Linked DNA regions of Homo sapiens: regions 2, 3 and 4 are each linked to region 1. Evidence: chromatin contacts called from ENCODE Hi-C or POLR2A ChIA-PET data. All regions are on one chromosome and are shown on one strand. Each heading gives the region's core, a stretch centred on a gene start or an enhancer-like site at or near the end of the contact. The rest is flanking DNA. Distances are from core to core; before and after follow the strand shown.

Region 1 (4,187 bases), core at 556-3,055:
ACTGAGTTGGAGTTAAACCCAGTTGGGACTGGGACTCTGAAAATCTGAGAGGGACATGCTGAGCCACTTCAATATACATCTCCTTATATGTAGCATAGATCTTGATGTGTACCACCTCTCTGGGAATGAGGTGAGAGGGGTCTTCTTAGTACCACTGGCTCATCCCTCCTCCTCATTCAACACTCCCATCCAGATTCAAACTGCTGCAAGTCTAGCTCATAACTGCTGTTTCACTTTGGAACACACTCTACCCAAATAGGCTGGCCCACCGATAATCTCAAATTTACCAAGCTTCAGTTTACTCAGTTTCCCATGGAAGTGTGGCTCCTGGTCTTGAATCTATTCTCCACGACCATTGGGCCCAGTGGGCTCTGTGACTCAGCCCCATCCTGCAGGAAGCAAAGTAGCAGAGAAGCACCCGAAATAAATTCCTGGATCTGAGCTAAAATGCCTCTTCCTAGAATTCCTGAGTAAAAGCTTAATTGTATAATAACAGCTTGGTGGTCTGTCTCAATCTGTTCAGGCTACTGTAACAAAATACCATAGAGTGGGTAGTTCATACAACAGATATTTATTTCTCACAGTTCTGGTGGCTGGAAGTCTAAGATCAAGGTGCAGACAGATTCAGTTTCTGGTGAGGGCCCTCTTCCCTGTTTGCCGATGGTTGTCCTCACATGGTGGGGGTAGGGAGTGTGCTCTGGTTTCCTCTCCTTTTTATAAGGGCACTAATCCTATCATGGAGAATCTGCCTTTGTGGTCTCATCTAAACCTATCTACCAAAGGCTACGTCTTCAAATACTATCACATTGAGGGATGGGGTTTCAACATATGAATTTGGAGGACACAAATATTTATGTCTCTGAGGCATTACAGTATGGTCATTAAGAAGACAGGCTCTGGAGCCAGACTAAATCCTGGTTCTGCCACTCACCAGCCATGTGACCTTGGGCCAATTACTTAGCCTTTGTGTGCTCCAGTCTCCTCATATATAAAATGGGATAGGAACAGTACTATCTCATAAGGTTGTTATGAGGCTACGTTAGTTAACACATAATACATCTATAGAGTATGTCTCAGACATACAAAGAGCTCAATAAATGTTATCATCATCATTCCCTTCTGGATCCAGGTATGCCTCAAATTAATCTCTTCCCAAAATACTCAACCTGCAGGTAACCCAGCAGCTTTCTTTCTCTCCCAGCCTTTGGTAGAAATTCCGAGTTTAAAAACTAAACAAAGCTGTATTTATTACACAAACAATATTACAGTAATGGGGATTTATAAAGGACATGGCTGAAATTCCTGGGGGTGGGAGAACGAGGGAGGGATTTTAGAAGTTCACTACAGCCACCCCAGTTTGGAGGGTGCTCTACCCCAGTAGCGTTCTGTACTTGCAATGTTGCTATTTTCCATTTTCTAAAGCTTTATTTAACCATTGTAATTTGTGGCTTTCTCCAAGACTAAGTATAGAGCAAAACATAATAATGCAAACTGGCTCATGCTGAGCTGAAATGAGTAGTGTTCTCTCACCAAATCCTCTTGTGAGCTTTAATAACTTCTTTAATTTCTCTGTTATTTTCCAATATTGTATACCTATTCCAGAAGTACTCATTTTGTCTTTCCTAAACCAACTTTCCTCTGCTGGGAAAATGACCAAATTATTCCACTCCTGTCCTCCTGCCACACCTCTAGTTTTTGGTTTTTCAGCTCCCATTCTGGGGTTTACAACCAATTTAGCAGTTGTTGATCATGGCGAGAGTGTATAATTGAGTCAGTACTGGAGATGAAATGACTCATCAGAACAGTTCATGAGAGGGAAATGATTTTCAGGACAAGGGGAGAGAGAATGAGTGAGATTATACATACACATTGTACTTGCTTGTGGGTAATAGAGTGGACTCCAATGTAGAGTAAACTCGGGTCATTTTCTTTGATCTTCTGACACACTATTCCTTTTTAAAAAAATTAAAGATTAGCCTCTAACAGAAGGCAAGGAAGTTTCTTGTCTAGATTGAGTTGTGGAGACTGTATTTAGAATATAAGCTCTTAGAAATAGCAAAATACTAACGCAGAGTATGTCATGGGAACTCAGAAAATGTGAATTAAAATCTAGAGACAGAAAGAAAGAACCATGCTTAAAAAAGATAGTGGGTTGGTCAGTGATTTCTTACGGCTGCTCTCACAGATTACATGCAGTAGCCGTGTCCTTTTCTGTATTTAGATTTTCCTACCAAAAGGGGACTATGTGGACATTTCAGAGTCCCAGTATAAGAAGGGTGAGTAACTTGAGCTGAAGTTTAGGATGAAAGGAGCAGGAGAAATCTGGCTCCTTGCTGGGATGCACGGGGCTCTGGAGTACCTTCCAGGAGAGTCTGAGATGCCCCCCTACCCACATTCCTTCCAGACCTAATTGCTTACATTTCCTTGAGCACTCTGTGTGCTTCAGCTCCTCTGTGCCTGAAGCATCTCTCCTTTGCACTCACTGCACCCACCCAAACCCAATTCAAATAATGCCAAGTCTTCTCCAGCTAGAATTAATCCCCTCCTCCTCTGCATTCTCTTGGCCTGTCTTATCCTGCTCAGTTCTAATGATGCTCCTGAAAGCAGGCCCTGAGTAAAGGATTTGGGTATGAGAATTTATTCAGGAGGAGATCCCAGGAAACACTGTGAGGGAGTAGGAAGTGAGACCAAGAATGGAGAAAAAGCCAAAAAAAGAGTGCTTTAATGAGCAGATTACTGCTATGAGCAAAGAGGGCTCAGCACCATTGGGAATGCTCTGAGTCTGAGTGGAACATGCTCAGTGTCCTACTGAAGAGCAAGGAACTGCCACCTTCATCGGTGGTGAGTTGTTCTGGAGACTAAGTCTCTGGCACTTACAATCCACCTATAAGGCACTGAGCTGCTCTAAAGCTAAAGAATGCCTTCAGGTCAAAAAATGCTAGAAGTTATAGCCTCTAGGGGACTTCCCACCTGTGAAGGGAAGGGGGTGGTCAAGGGGATAGGAACTTGACAAGGACATCCTGCTATAATGATTGCCTTTGAAGGCAGAGAACAAACTTTACTCATCTTTATATATCCAAAGTATCCAACCTGCAGCCTTATCCCAAGTAGGTGCTTAATAACTTAGTGAGGTTGGTTCACACTTAACACATCTGATGAAGCAATGATACATTCAACATGTGTATATCGAAACGCCTATTATGTGCCAGAGAGTTATCAAACAAGCCTTGTCTCTGTCCTTCAGAAGCTGACAGTCTCACAGGAAAGACAGGCAATCAGCAAATAATTACAATGCAGGGGGACAGGTATATTGACTGATATGTCAATGTATGTTTCACCCCTTGATACTACCACTATGGTACAAAACCTATCATTTAATTTTCAGCAGATTAGATTTTTATTTTCAGGGAAAGGGGAGTTTATTTCTCCTATAGAGGATAGGGACAGGGTATGATATTGATGACATTGTTTTTGGTATGATTTCTGGGTTAATGAACATGGATTTGAAATAGCCTACTATTGACTGGAAGCCTTACTGATAACATAAACAGTTGATTAACATGTATTTTGTATGTGGTATATATTATATACTGTATTCTTACAAATAAGCTAGAGAAAATAAAATGTTACTAAGAATACCATAAGATAGAGAAAACACATTTAATATACATTTACAGTACATTATTGTACTGTATTTATTAATACCATAAGTTTATGTTATCTGTTTATAAGATGAATTATCTGTCTGAAGCAGTGGGCAAACACAGCGGCAGACCTCAATCTTATATCAAGCAATTCAACTGTTTTGTAATGTCATGACCTCTCTGTGCTTCTTGGGGATACTTCCAGTATCACTAGTGGCACTTTGTATGGGTCCCATGGTATTATTCAAGATTTACGGTATGCACTCAACAAAATGAAAAATATGTGAGAACCACAAAAGATCACTTTTTTACTGTGATACACAATTTACTGGAGAGGTAAACTGCTCACGTAGAGATGATTAGCATCACATGATGTTTTAAGTGGACACACGCAGCACTTGTGCTCACCATGACAGCAACAGGGAATGGCATTGAAATTATTACAGTAGTATAGGATGTGCTACAATTAATTGTATGTAGTTATAATTTAATACTGTATCTTTTCATTTGCTTACATTTCTCTTGACTAAAAATGACACCGTG
Region 2 (4,219 bases), core at 1,452-3,951, 33 kb after region 1:
TATACACAGGAATAGTTGTGATTCTGTCACTGTTTGGCAGTAAAAGGCAAAGAGAATTCATTGTACAGTGGTTTGGGCTTTTACTTACATGGAGAAGCATTAGAACATAGTGGTCTGGGTTCAAATTCCAGCTATGCCATGTTAGAGAAGTAATGTAATCTCCCTGAACCTCAGTTTCCTCTCCTGCAAAATGGGTATAACAATAATTAGAAAAATGCTTGGCACATAATAAATGTTAACTATGATTATCCTGGTCTCTGAGGTAGATGTTATCATTTTTATAGATTAATTGATCAAAATATTGGCTACATAGAGATAACGTATATTGGAAAAATACTGTCATTTATTATAGTGGTAAACAAGGGGTTAAAGGTTGTTGTAAGAAATAAGTAATGAACAATGGAAACTTTCATCAAAACCACTAAGGACAAAGTACCATTCCTTGGCTCTGCATCTATTATAACCATAGTATTATTAATAGTAATAAAGTGCTTGGTTTCTATAGAGCCTAAGACTTGGAAACAAAGCCAAGCGACATATGTATATATTTATTTAATTGTGGGAGACCCAGCAACATTTGGCGGCAGGCGCAGTGTTCCATTCAGTGGGATGAAATGCGTGCTTCACGCCAGCTTCTTTAGAGGGACTGTTATTCATCACAGCTGTAATGTTCCCTTCAGAGAGCTCCCACCAGAATGGAAAAGGCGCACTGGCAATTTATATACAAAAGCCAACCCACGTTTGGCTTTGAGAATTCACTGGGAAAACTGGATGCAGTCTGTTAGTTATTCACGGACATGCTCTGATTTCTGATGGAAGTGCTGTGGTTTCATTTTGTTATCATCACAGTAAAATTAGAAAGCAGCAAAGAAAAATTAAAGGACTAGCATGTAGACATCTTCTAGCTGACAAATTGTTATATGGTAAGTTTTCAGAGTTCAGTGGTCATGTAAAAATAGTCATAATTGGCACAGCCCTGTGTTTGGAGTGTGCACCCTGGCATTTGCCTCTACTGTCCAGCCCTGCCCCCACATCCCCTTGATGAAGTTACATAGTTATCCTCTTCCCTAGGAACACTGAACAAGCCTGCAGAGACACACCCTGCCTCTCAAAACAGTGCCATTTATGTGAAATATATTGGGACATCTCTTAACATCTAATGAATATAAATTGCTTTACAGTTGAATCTTGATTCAGAAGGACTAATATCTACAGTTAACCTTGCAGCTAGAATAGTTCCCTACCCCTTATTGGAATAGGTGTCTAACTCCAAGATTTCTTTCCAAATAATACATTATCTCACATCTACAGAGGTGTGATCTAGTATTGTAAAAGCACGTTCACATCTACCATTACATCTGATCTTCACAAGAAATGTGAGAGGGAGACAAGGCAGGTACCACAATACCCATTTTACAGATGAGAAAACTGAAGTCCAGGAAGATTCACTAATTTGCACCAAATCTCACAACTAGGAGGGGCAGTAGTGGGGCTCAAATCCAGTGACCAGTAAAGGGTTCTGTCCAACACTTTATACCACTTCCCTGAAATGGTTTTCATTTTGCAAGAGAAATAAGGCTTCATCTGCAACGATGAGTTAAATCTCAATTTGTTTAAATGACAAAGAATAAAAATAAGTAGTTTCTTTTAGTCCCAGCCAGAAAAGCAAGCATGATACTGGATTGTTTAAGTATGATATATATGAGAATGTGATGCTGTCATTTTGTTGGTTGCTTTTTTTCCCCCACGGAATCAGTTCTGTACTCATTTTAGTTCAACCAGCATTGAACAGAGCAACCACTATATAGCAACCAATATGTCCTGGCTCTTGTCCCAACAGTCCTTTGCGGAGACAGACAAGTAAACAGATAACACCTCACAGTGTTCTGAGTCCTGTGATCTAGAAGTATGCACCGGCTGCTAGGAGAGCCCAGGGGAGGCAGTGTCAATTAAGAAAGGCTCTTTTTTTTTTTTTTTTTTTTTTTGAGACGGAGTCTCGCTCTGTCACCCAGGCTGGAGTGCAGTGGCGTGGTCTCAGCTCACTGCCAACTCCGCCTCCTGGGTTCATGCCATTCTCCTGCCTCAGCCTCCTGAGTAGCTGGGACTACAGGCACCCGCCACCACACCCGGCAAATTTTTTGTATTTTTAGTAGAGACGGGGTTTCACCGTGTTAGCCAGGATGGTTTCGATCTCCTGACCTCGTGATCTGCCTGCCTTGGCCTCCCAAAGTGCTGGGATTACAGGCGTGAGCCACTGTGCCCGGCCAAGAAAGGCTTTCTGCAGGGGGAGACATCTAAGATTAGTTGTGAAGGATGAGTAGGAGTTCTTCAAACAAAGAAGGGTGGAAGGAAATTCCAGGCATGTTCAGAGATGTGGAGATTGGAGACAGCAAGAATAAACACAGTTTCTGCCAAGGGGCACAGTTTCTGGAAAGTAGGGGGGAGGGCCATTTTAAAGGGGAATGGCATGTAATCATAATCATCACTAATGCTCACATAGTGCTTGCCACGCACCAGGCTATATTCTAAGCACTTTACATATACAAATGCATTTTTTTTTTTTTTTTTTTTTTTTTGAGACGGAGTCTCACTCTTTCGCCCAAGCTGGACTGCAGTGGCGCTATCCCGGCTCACTGCAAGCTCCGCCTCTTGGGTTCATGCCATTCTCCTGCCTCAGCCTCCCGAGTAGCTGGGATTACAGGCGCCCACCACCACGCCCGGCTAATGGTCTCGATCTCCTGACCTCGTGATCCGCCCGCCTCGGCCTCCCAAAGTGCTGGGATTACAGGCGTGTACAAATGCATTTAATCCTCACAGCCACCCTGAAAGGTAGGTGAAATTATCACCCCCAATTGCAACAAAGAACAGAGGCACAAAAATGCAAAGCAACTCGGTCAGTATTTCATGGCTTATACTTTCAACACTGTGCTATTAGACTATCTTTCAAAAGTGTGTGTGTGTGCATGTGTGTGAAAGAGAGAACATGAAAAACTCCAAAGACAGAAACAAAGAGACCAAAGTTTGGGGAAACATATAAATTTTGGAAAAAATTAAACCAATGGAGGGGCTTTATTCTAGAGAAGAGGGCTGAGAAGGCAGCATGAAGAAAATGAGCCTCAGTAATATTAAGGAGCCTGTACGTTAACTCAAGTAAGAATTTTCTGCCAATTAGAAGTAAGCTAAGTCAGACACGCGTCACCCAAGGGAGCTGCCAACTCTACTTGCTGCAGGTTGTGCTCCTTGGAAATGTTTTGAATTGGTCTGAATCCTGCCAGCTGACTTGAGCAGGATGTGAAGAAGACACATAAGTTTGTTGGAATGTGTAAACTCTTTGAGTGCACATGTTCGATAAATATTAATTGATGGCAAACCAAATTTAGTGCTATAACTAAGATTAGTAACATTAATTGAGAACACTTCTCATTTTATACATAGTTGTTATGTTTCATGGCCAACAGGTAAAAATTCTATAAGGAAAATTTTGCATTTTCTATCTTCTCTTTTTTAAGGACTTTGGTATAGATAAGCTATCACTGGTTATTAAGAAGTTCCATGTTCAATTTGCAATCCACTTCTGGCAAGGTAAAAAGAACTTTGTGATATTAGTTTAATTACTAATCTTTTCCCCATTTCATCTTGTTTTTTCAACACTTATTTCCTCCCCATATTCACTATTTAAAAATAAATTATTGCAGTATATGTATCGTTGAAAATGACAAATTTTTCTGAAACAAGATAGGGTATAATTAAATACACATGTAAACCAGATGTTACTTGGAGACTACTTGCAGATTAGGTAAAAATTAGTTTATCCCCAACCTCAGGACCTCAAGGTATCTCCATGATTTCTGCACTCCTGTGGGCCATGTCAGTTCAGCCCTATTTATTCATTTTTTTAGCTCATTCTTTCAACAAGTACTTACTGACCTCCTACTACATCCCAGGCATTATTATAGGCAATAACAACAACACAATGGTGCAAAACACAGGCAAGTTCCTGTTGTGGCAGAATTTAAATTCCAGTGGGTGAGAGGCAAACAAACGAAAGGGAGGAATTCAATGCAAGAAAAGAGATTTTCAGATAGTGAAAAGTTTGATGAAGAAAGTGAAACAGGGTCCTGTGAGCTCCTGAGATGTAGTGAATTTCCCCTTGGGGGTTAGGGAAGTCTTCCCTTGAAGGTGGCTGCTGGCTGAGGCCTGGATGGCCAGCTTGGCAGCC
Region 3 (4,182 bases), core at 157-2,656, 56 kb before region 1:
TGGAGGAGACAGAGACATTCAAACAACAGCAGCCTTCTTTCCCTTTGATTGAAGAAAGAAACTAGCAGTCCAGTGGCCTCTGGCATGCAGAGCCTGTGGGCAGCATCTGCCCCTGTGGAGAGGAGAGGAGGGAAGATGTCGTGGCTGACATTCTTCTTGACCCTTGAGGCTGCTCTTCACTGCCCTGGCATTTCTCCTAGTCAGGCCAAAAGCAAAGAGCTGACTGCAACGAGCTGAACAACCTGTCTTTGGAAGGAAGTCTCTCCTGATGGCTTTGAGGACCCAAGTGGAATGAGTATCATAGGCAAATGCTGTAAGTTGGGATTTGGGCCATTTCAGAGAATCAGATACCTCTTGCACATATCCTTTTTGAGAGTAGCCTTAAGTGCCATGTTACCCCATCTGTAGCTGCCCAGTGGCTCTTGGGGCCATTCAGACAACAGCTATTCCTACAGTCAAACTTTTTCCTGTTTGAGAAGAGGGTCCAGACATACTGAAGAGTAGTTTTGAGCTTGTCCTTTGCAGGGCTTACTGAGAGCGTCAAAATTACTTGCAAATTGGCCTGGAGAGTTTACAGCTAAGAGTTTTAGTAAAGATTTCTCTTTCAAATTCATCTCTTTGTCTGTACCATAGCTTTTTTCAGCTACCAGTGTTTCTCCTCTGGATTACTGTGACACTCTTAATTGATCTTATTGCCTCAAAGCCCTTCTCTTCTGTATCACCTGAAGAATGTTCTGGAATCACTGATCTGCCTCCTGCGCTCATAGCCTTGCACTACCTACCACTTGTTTTCTGCTGGGCATCAATGTCCTCTAGAATCTGGCTCTCTTCATCACCTCCTGTTCCTACTTCTCACCTCACCACATGGGCCAGCCTTTCCCCATTTGATTTTCTGGCACATAGTACAGACTTGTTTTCAGATGTTAGGCCTGATATCACCTCCTGTGGGACAACTGCTCTGACTCCCTCCATCTGGGTTGAGCATCCCTTTCCAGTAGACTTGGCTGTGCACACATTCATTGCCCTGACCAGAGTGTGAGCCTCTGGAGGCCAAGGGCTGTGTCTCATTCTCAAGTCCCCTGAGCCTGGTCCAGGACTTGACACTCAACCCATGTTTGGGGAATGAATGAAGGGTGTCAGGGACTCTGTCAACCAGAGAGGAAGAACTGCCTGCCACTAGTAGCTAGATCTTGCTGCTTCTTCCATTTTCCTTTCTTCACTGAGGCTGAATATGCCAAGATTCCCCAGTCCCCTTCAGCAGCCAGGAGGAGGGTGAGGAGAGGGGAGCCTTTGTTCCTCCTCCAGATGGCTGAAGCTGGGATGGAGCCCAGCAGCTGTGTTTGGGTGGAAGGCGAGAGGGCAGATGGCCTGGTGTCTGTCTGCAGACAGCCTGAGAGGCTATAGCCCTGGTGCAAGGCACTCTTTGTGGTGAACTCCACAGGGCAGTGGTGGCATAGAGCAAACGCCAGGGCAGGGCACTGTGCTAGCATTCACCAATCAACACTGGCTGGTGTGATCTTGAGACAGCAAAAAGAGAATCCTTTATGCATGAGACCCTCGTGTTTCTGGTGGTGGCTTTTAACGTTTCAATCTAAACAAAGCCTTTTCTATATGAAAACTCTCTTAATTACTATCATTTAAACATTGGTTTAACACAAGCAAGCCTCATTAGGTTTCAGTTTTGTTTTCTGCAAATTTTGGCAGCCATTGAATTATTCACCCAACCAATGCTGGTGGTGCGGGGGCAGTTGGCAGAGGAGGGGGGGTCTTCCTTCATTGCTGAAAATATTTAGAACCAGAATATGATACCGGGCCTAATAATTTGTACTAGGACAGTAGTCACATGCTTAGAACCCAAGGTGCTCACTGATGTCCTCCTATCATCAGGAAATTTTTTCTTTCTTTCTTTTTTTTTTAAAAAAAAAAAAAACCAAAAAAAAACCCAGGATCCTTGGAGGACCAGAGTGAGAGCTAGAATCAACATTGCTACCACCTTTCTGGCTGCCCCTTCTCTCTTGATCCAAAGTCAGTCATTCCAAAAGGCAAGGCACAATGTCATACCTGTGTTCTGAGGATATATGGGTGGCTCCTTAAGATGACAATTTGTAATGGACACATTTATGAAATAAACTCCAAATCCAAGATTCTTTAATCATCCATTTTGGTAACCTTTTTCTTAATTAAACACTCAAGCTACAATGTGACTTAAAATCACATTTTAGTTTCTGCACATACTAAAATCGAGCATTTGAAAGATGTGTTGTCATGGTGCTGTCACATTGCATAGGTATAAACTATCTTCTCCCCAAAATCATTTTTTTTAATTATCATACTTTAAGTTCTGGGGTACATGTGCACAACGTGCAGGTTTGTTACATAGGTATACATGGAATACTATGCACCCATAAAAAAGGATGAGTTTATGTCCTTTGCAGGGACATGGATGAAACTGGAAACCATCATTCTCAGCAAAGTAACACAAGAAGAGAAAACCAAATGCCCAAAATGATTTTTAACAACAATAAGGAATTAAAATCTACTGAGAATTCACTGGGGGCATCCTGGTGAGGAAAGTGGAATTGTCTTCTTTCCTGCCCTCTCCCCCAAAATATACATTCCCACATACCAGGGGGAGGGAACCCCCAGCATTAGAATATTTGTGATTCTTTAAGACATCTGTTAACAAAACAGTTGTGGCCAGAGAGTTCCTGGATTTCCTTCTTGTGCCTGACACCTTGGCGTCCCCTCACCAAGGGTTTCTGGCTGCCATCTAGGCTTTGCCTGAACTGACCAACATGGCAGCCACTAGCCACATGAGGTGACTAAAATAAAAATGTAAATTAAGTAAAATTAAATATATTAAATTTTCAGTGCCTCAGGCACTGAAAGTGCTGAGTCACTTTCAAGTCACATTCAAGTCACATTTCAAGTGCTCAGGAGGCGCGTGCAGCTACTGGCTACTGTATCAGACAGCACACATATAGAGCATTTTCATTATCACAGAAAGTTCTATCAGACAGCACCGCTTAAGACTAACTAGGCAATTCACTCCAGCATCAATTCAGGCTTGCTTGATTTTATGATTAAATTGACTCGTTGTTTGAATTTATTAATCAGTTTAGTTGGAATAACTGTGCACTCAGGCAGCTGTTGAGATGACAGAAGTGATTTGTTCCATAAAATGTTAATGGCAAGAGTACAAGTATGAACAATAGTAATAGCTGACATTTACTGAGCACTTATGCTTCAGGCACTGCGCTAAGGACTTAACCTGCATTATCTCATAATCTTGGCAACAACTTTATTATTATCCCAATTTAACAGGAGGGAAAAATTAATAGCACAGGTGCAAAGGGTCTTTAGCATTCATCTCTTTGACCCTCTCAGTTGACAAAGCTCAGACTCTGAAGTTGGACTGCCTGAATTTGATTGAGTGGCCTTGGGCAAGTAACTTAACCTCGTTGTGCCTCAGTTTTCTCATCTGTAAATGGAGAAAATAGTAGGCCCTGGCTGATAGATTATTGTGAAGTTTCAACATGAACAGTTCATATGAAGTACTAAGAACACAGTAAGTGTTAACTGCTTAGATTATTTATTGTAGGTGAGGAAAATCCAAGGAGATTAATGCCCAAGGTCACATAGTCAATAAAAGCCCAGTACTCTTTCCATTATACAAACTCTTCTTGCATGTAAGTCACATTGTGCCCTCCTTCCTTACCCCCACAAGCTTTCACTAGCTTGGCCCCTTTTATCTTAATCACTTAGCAGCCAACTGCTAGTATGATGAGTGACATCAGCACTTTTGCTTTGGCAAAGTCTGCGATGACTGTCCCATGGAGGCAGCCAATTTCCAGAGCTTTCTGGCTTGGTGACATGTGGAGAATAACCTAGATGATCTCCAAGGTCCCTGTCACTCCCAACGTTCTCAGATGATTTAAGCTAAGAAAGCAAAGGCAAGTTTCCCTATTAGGTAAAAGAGAACACATCTTTTGACCCAGTTGTCTGGATCTTAAGGTTTTTGTTTTCTTTTTTCTTTTTTTCTTTTTTTATTTTTAGGAGAGAAATAGTTGAAAAAAAGAAAAAAGATTAGCTCACTAGACTAGCAATATCCTGGCAGTCACTTACACAGCACTTTTTATTTATATGGAGCCTCAGTTACCTACATGTGGGTATGTTAGAGTG
Region 4 (4,060 bases), core at 491-2,990, 54 kb after region 1:
GCTAGGCATTCATATACTTTACTGGGATTAATCCTCACGGTAACCCTAGGTGCTGTTATTATTCCCATTTTATAGATGAAGAAACTGAGGCTTACAGAAATTAAGAATCCCTCCCAAAGTAGGCAAAGAGATTTAGGGTTGGAATTCATGTCTGTCTGATTCCGAAGCCCTATGCTGTAGTCCACTGCTATACAACAAATCACACAAGGACAGAGGAAAAATTTAAAGACCACCAAGGGCAATGATCCAGCCCCAGTCCAAATTACTGGAGTAAATGAGCCGAGAAATTTCAATTCACTCGTCAGTATGTATAAGGATAGAGTCTGTTTTCCTGCTAATCAGCCTTGCAGTTTGGCCCAGACCTGTCTCCTAGCAGCTTTCTCTCCTCCAAGCCACATACAGGCCTGTGAACAAATACTCAGTGGTGCTTGGAGTCACAGAAGGGCTCGACTTTTTTGATCGCGACAGAGAGGAACTCAGTGTTAGCAAACTGAAAGCAGAAATCCCAACTGCCAGAGAGATCCTTACACTTTGTACAATGCCTGTTTCCTAAAAAACCAAGCAGTCCTAACTAATCGTCTGTTGTGACTCATCAGCAGAATGTTCTTTGGACAGACAGAGCTCAGAAGCTTCCAACAAAAAGTAAGATCGGCCCTTTGGAACAGCTTTTTCTCCCTTAGGGGTTGAAACTTCTGAACAGAATGCTTTAGTTAGGGTCAAGTTTCACTGGGACCTTAAATATAATTTCTTCTCTGTGGAGAGATCAGTGGATGAAGAAAAACCAGAGGCCTGGAAGATGCCGTGGGGGTTCCACTCATCCTTTTCCTGGTTTCACTCCTTTGCTACCTTGCAGGGGAGGGACAAAAACCTAAAAACAGAGTTTATTAGGACTCTATTGTTTAGGTTTACACTGAAGTAAAACATTTGTTTCATATCTCACCTACATTTACCTAGTTTCCTGGAAATTCCTTTCATGATCCCACAGTCTAGCTACCCAAAAAATTAAAAACTAACCTCAGGTAAAATTTATATGAATGAAACGAATCTGGGTAGTGAAAGGTATTCTGTCCCAGCCTGTGGGGGTTTTGTATTCCTGATACACCCAGCCATGTATACACTATCCAAATTTGTCCACGCTTTTCCCATGAACCTCACAAGCAATGATCTGTAACCTCCACAGATAAATACCATTTTTTCACATCATACCTCTGATTTGGCACTCATATCCACACAGACACATGGAGAGACCAGAGAACATTGAAAAAAAAAATGTGTGCCTTTAAGAGAATGTTGTTGCTGCTTAGTATTGCTGTGCATATTCCTCTCTCTCTCCAGCTGGTTTTTCAAGTCCCTGAGGGTAGGAACCATGCCCTGTGCATCTTAGAGCCCCCACAGAGAGTCTAGTTTGTTGTGGTAGGTATTCAATGAATAGGTTAGAAGATACAGGCCGGCTCAGAGAGTAGGTCAGGGAGACAGCCAGGAGGAAGGAACGCCAAACACAAAGGAACATCTAAAACTTGAGAACAGACCACTTCTGCAGTGCCCATGATAATGCTGAGTTGGATCTGATTTTGCCACTGAGTTCCAGTGGTACAGGCATAAAGCCCAAAGTGGTGTCAGGTGGCTGCCATAGGGAGATGAGGCAGCAGCTGGTTGGCAACTTCTGAACTGGCCGGAGTGAAAGGGGAGATGATTCAAAGGGAATCTCACTTGTCGCTCCAAGACCTGATATGCCTTGGAAACAATTGGTGAAGCTTCAACAATTACCAGAAGTCCTCAGCCCTTTGGTTGTGGGTGGCACTGATCTATGACACAGCCTCCAAGTCCTGGCAGGCTTTGAGAGGGCAGAAAGGACACTGCTGGTGCAGAGATTTCTATATTTAAGATGGTTGTCTCAGCCTCTGATTTGGAAACAGTTTGTCGTAGCTAAAGCATGAGTGCTTCTCTATGGGGTTGTTTCTTTGCAGTTGACACCCTACATTGAAAAAGCCATTTTTTGTTCTTTGTTTCAAGAGGTAGCCCATCTGGATATTTTACATGTTTGCAGTAATAATTATAAAACAGAAGGACTGTTTAATTTATAGTTAAGCAAAGAAGCTGGGGTCACTGATCTTGGCTTCGAAATAGAGATTATTTCGAAGAGCACATGCTTGTTGCGAAAACATGCAGCATCTTATATGATGGTTAGTGGTAAGAGAAGATCCAGAATTTCTATAATGGAGGGGTTTAAGGTACTCATATGTTTGGAAATAGAGAAGGAGGCTGGAAGCTGCATTTACATGGTAACTTTCACAATATTGGGAAAACCTCGATTTTCTATACCAAGAGTGGAGTGAGGACTAAAGTCCCCCGAACTACAATCATCATCCTTCCTACCCCTGAGGTGTCACTGCTTTTAGCTTAATGCTGTATTTCATCATGATTCTCAATCTTTCCCATTCCTTCCAAGGAAAGCCTTGTTTAGTTTTGGCATTTTACTCTGAAATGTTCATTTCAACCTATGATTTATGTAGCAATATGGGTTATTGTTGACTCCTCTCTTTTGAACCTACCCTCTGTGGGTTCTCCCATAGTCACAGCCTAAAACCAGGACCCCATCGTCTCTCTCCCAGACTGTTCTAAAGACCTCCTGCCCTCCTTCTCATTTATCCTGTTGCTTGATGGACTTTCTTAATGCATATTTGAGTGTCACTCCCCTTCTTTAACAGTTCTCTGCAGTATCCAATCTGACTTCCTTAGCATGACATCTCTAGGCTTTTATGACCTGACCCTTGCCTACCATTCTTATAAAAATGAAAATAGTTCTTTCTGTTGTTGCAGAGGTTAATAATTTAATGAAGGCCTTTGTAACTGGTCTCCATGATTAGGGATTACTGAACCCTCTGCAGCACTTTGTAGCTGCCTCCCAGTGACTTCTGCCTCCAGGGAGCAATCTCTGGTCAAGAAATAATGACCACCACTGGAATCTGTTAAAAAATGAACTCTCTTAGGCTTTTCCCAAGGACAGTCGTATAAGGGAGGGTGAGTTCAAATCAGGGCAGGTTACATATGGCACTCCTTTCCCAGGTAAATATCTTTACCTTGGCAGCAGACAAAGGTTTACGAATATTTTTTAGCATTCTGAAAGCTTTGAACAACTGAAATAGAAACAGCCAATCTAATTAACAGCACTATTCAGAAGCTGTTGACTCAAGGCCAAGCCTATTAAATGACAAGAGAAAGTACTCATTGTGGGCCCAATTGAGCCCAGAACTGCTGAGCTGTTGATTCATGCTAAAAAAATTACTGGTGTACTTTACTTTGTACTTTGCCACTGAGGCCCGCTAGGGGACGTTTACTCTTTGGGCTTTGAGATCTATATTAATTTATTATTAAAGATGAGTGGGGTTGGTGGCAGGCAAACTCTGACGCTGATGGAGAGACCCTAGTTGCCCTTAGAACCAGCCAAACTGGAAGAAGCCAGCCTTGGAGAAAGGCTCAAGAAGATGAGATTTGCCTCCTGGGCCCCAGCCTCCCCTTTTGGGACCCTCCATGGCACCTCATCGGAGTGACATAGAGACAGGGTTAACACTATAAAGTCATCAGGCCTGGGTTCAAATCCCTTAAGATACATGGCCTAGAGTAGGGGTTGTCAAACTAAGGCCTGAGAGCCAAATCCAGCCTGCCACCTGATTTTATAAAGAAAAGTTTTATTGGAACACAGCCGTGCTTACTCACTGAGGTATCGTCTATGACTGCTTTTGCGCTCCAGCGGTAGAGTCAAGTAGCCACAAGAGAGACCACACAGCTGTCAAAGATTAAAACATTTTTCACCCGACATTTTACAGAGTTTGTAGCTCCCTGACTTAGAGCTAGTGACTTAATTTCAATTTCTTTATCCATAGAATCCTGATAATAATATTCCAAAAGATTTTATGATAATTCTAATAGATGTAAAACAGAAATAAATAAGTACACTTGGAAAACTCTAAGTTAAACAAGGTTATGTGCTTTTACTACAGGCTCTCTCGGTTTTTTGTTTGTTTGTTTGTTTGTTTGTTTTTGAGACAGGGTCTTGCTC

The links. A loop is a pair of places that touch in the nucleus more often than their neighbours do. ChIA-PET counts read pairs that join two places held with the same protein, here RNA polymerase II (POLR2A). Pooled maps may share reads with other maps.
Region 2: a pooled map shows a loop between it and region 1 (2.3-fold over the local background). The contact joins the promoter of LINC01998 here to the enhancer-like site in region 1. A Hi-C loop is called at or near these places in 1 of 168 maps with a recorded cell type or tissue (PC-3), 2 of 37 single-sample maps with no recorded cell type and 3 of 50 pooled maps. POLR2A ChIA-PET finds 5 or more read pairs at or near these places in 3 of 52 experiments (AG04450, Panc1 and activated CD4-positive, alpha-beta T cell).
Region 3: a loop to region 1 is called in a pooled map, with 2.1 times the contacts of the local background. The contact joins two enhancer-like sites. A Hi-C loop is called at or near these places in 4 of 168 maps with a recorded cell type or tissue (GM12878, PC-3, chondrocyte and 1 more), 2 of 37 single-sample maps with no recorded cell type and 5 of 50 pooled maps. POLR2A ChIA-PET finds 5 or more read pairs at or near these places in 3 of 52 experiments (AG04449, Caco-2 and endothelial cell of umbilical vein).
Region 4: a loop to region 1 is called in a pooled map, with 2.3 times the contacts of the local background. The contact joins two enhancer-like sites. A Hi-C loop is called at or near these places in 2 of 168 maps with a recorded cell type or tissue (PC-3 and posterior vena cava), 2 of 37 single-sample maps with no recorded cell type and 3 of 50 pooled maps. POLR2A ChIA-PET finds 5 or more read pairs at or near these places in 1 of 52 experiments (HEK293T).

Annotation. Positions count from the first base shown.
Region 1 is chr3:150,112,674-150,116,860 of GRCh38, reverse strand. All of the region lies in intron 1 of LOC105374313 (a long non-coding RNA gene), which reads right to left. Among named protein-coding and RNA genes, the nearest start is that of LINC01998, 33 kb to the right of the region's middle. Within about 2 kb of position 1,805, at least 2 of the 41 ENCODE cell types and tissues checked have a DNase peak (open chromatin) inside an H3K27ac peak, as active enhancers do.
Region 2 is chr3:150,080,296-150,084,514 of GRCh38, reverse strand. It overlaps LINC01998 (long intergenic non-protein coding RNA 1998), which reads left to right and starts at 2,701. Exons shown (of 3, transcript NR_183737.1): 1 at 2,701-2,829; 2 at 3,510-3,582.
Region 3 is chr3:150,168,520-150,172,701 of GRCh38, reverse strand. No RefSeq gene overlaps it. Among named protein-coding and RNA genes, the nearest start is that of LINC01213, 68 kb to the left of the region's middle. Within about 2 kb of position 1,406, at least 2 of the 41 ENCODE cell types and tissues checked have a DNase peak (open chromatin) inside an H3K27ac peak, as active enhancers do.
Region 4 is chr3:150,059,131-150,063,190 of GRCh38, reverse strand. No RefSeq gene overlaps it. Among named protein-coding and RNA genes, the nearest start is that of LINC01998, 21 kb to the left of the region's middle. Within about 2 kb of position 1,740, at least 4 of the 41 ENCODE cell types and tissues checked have a DNase peak (open chromatin) inside an H3K27ac peak, as active enhancers do.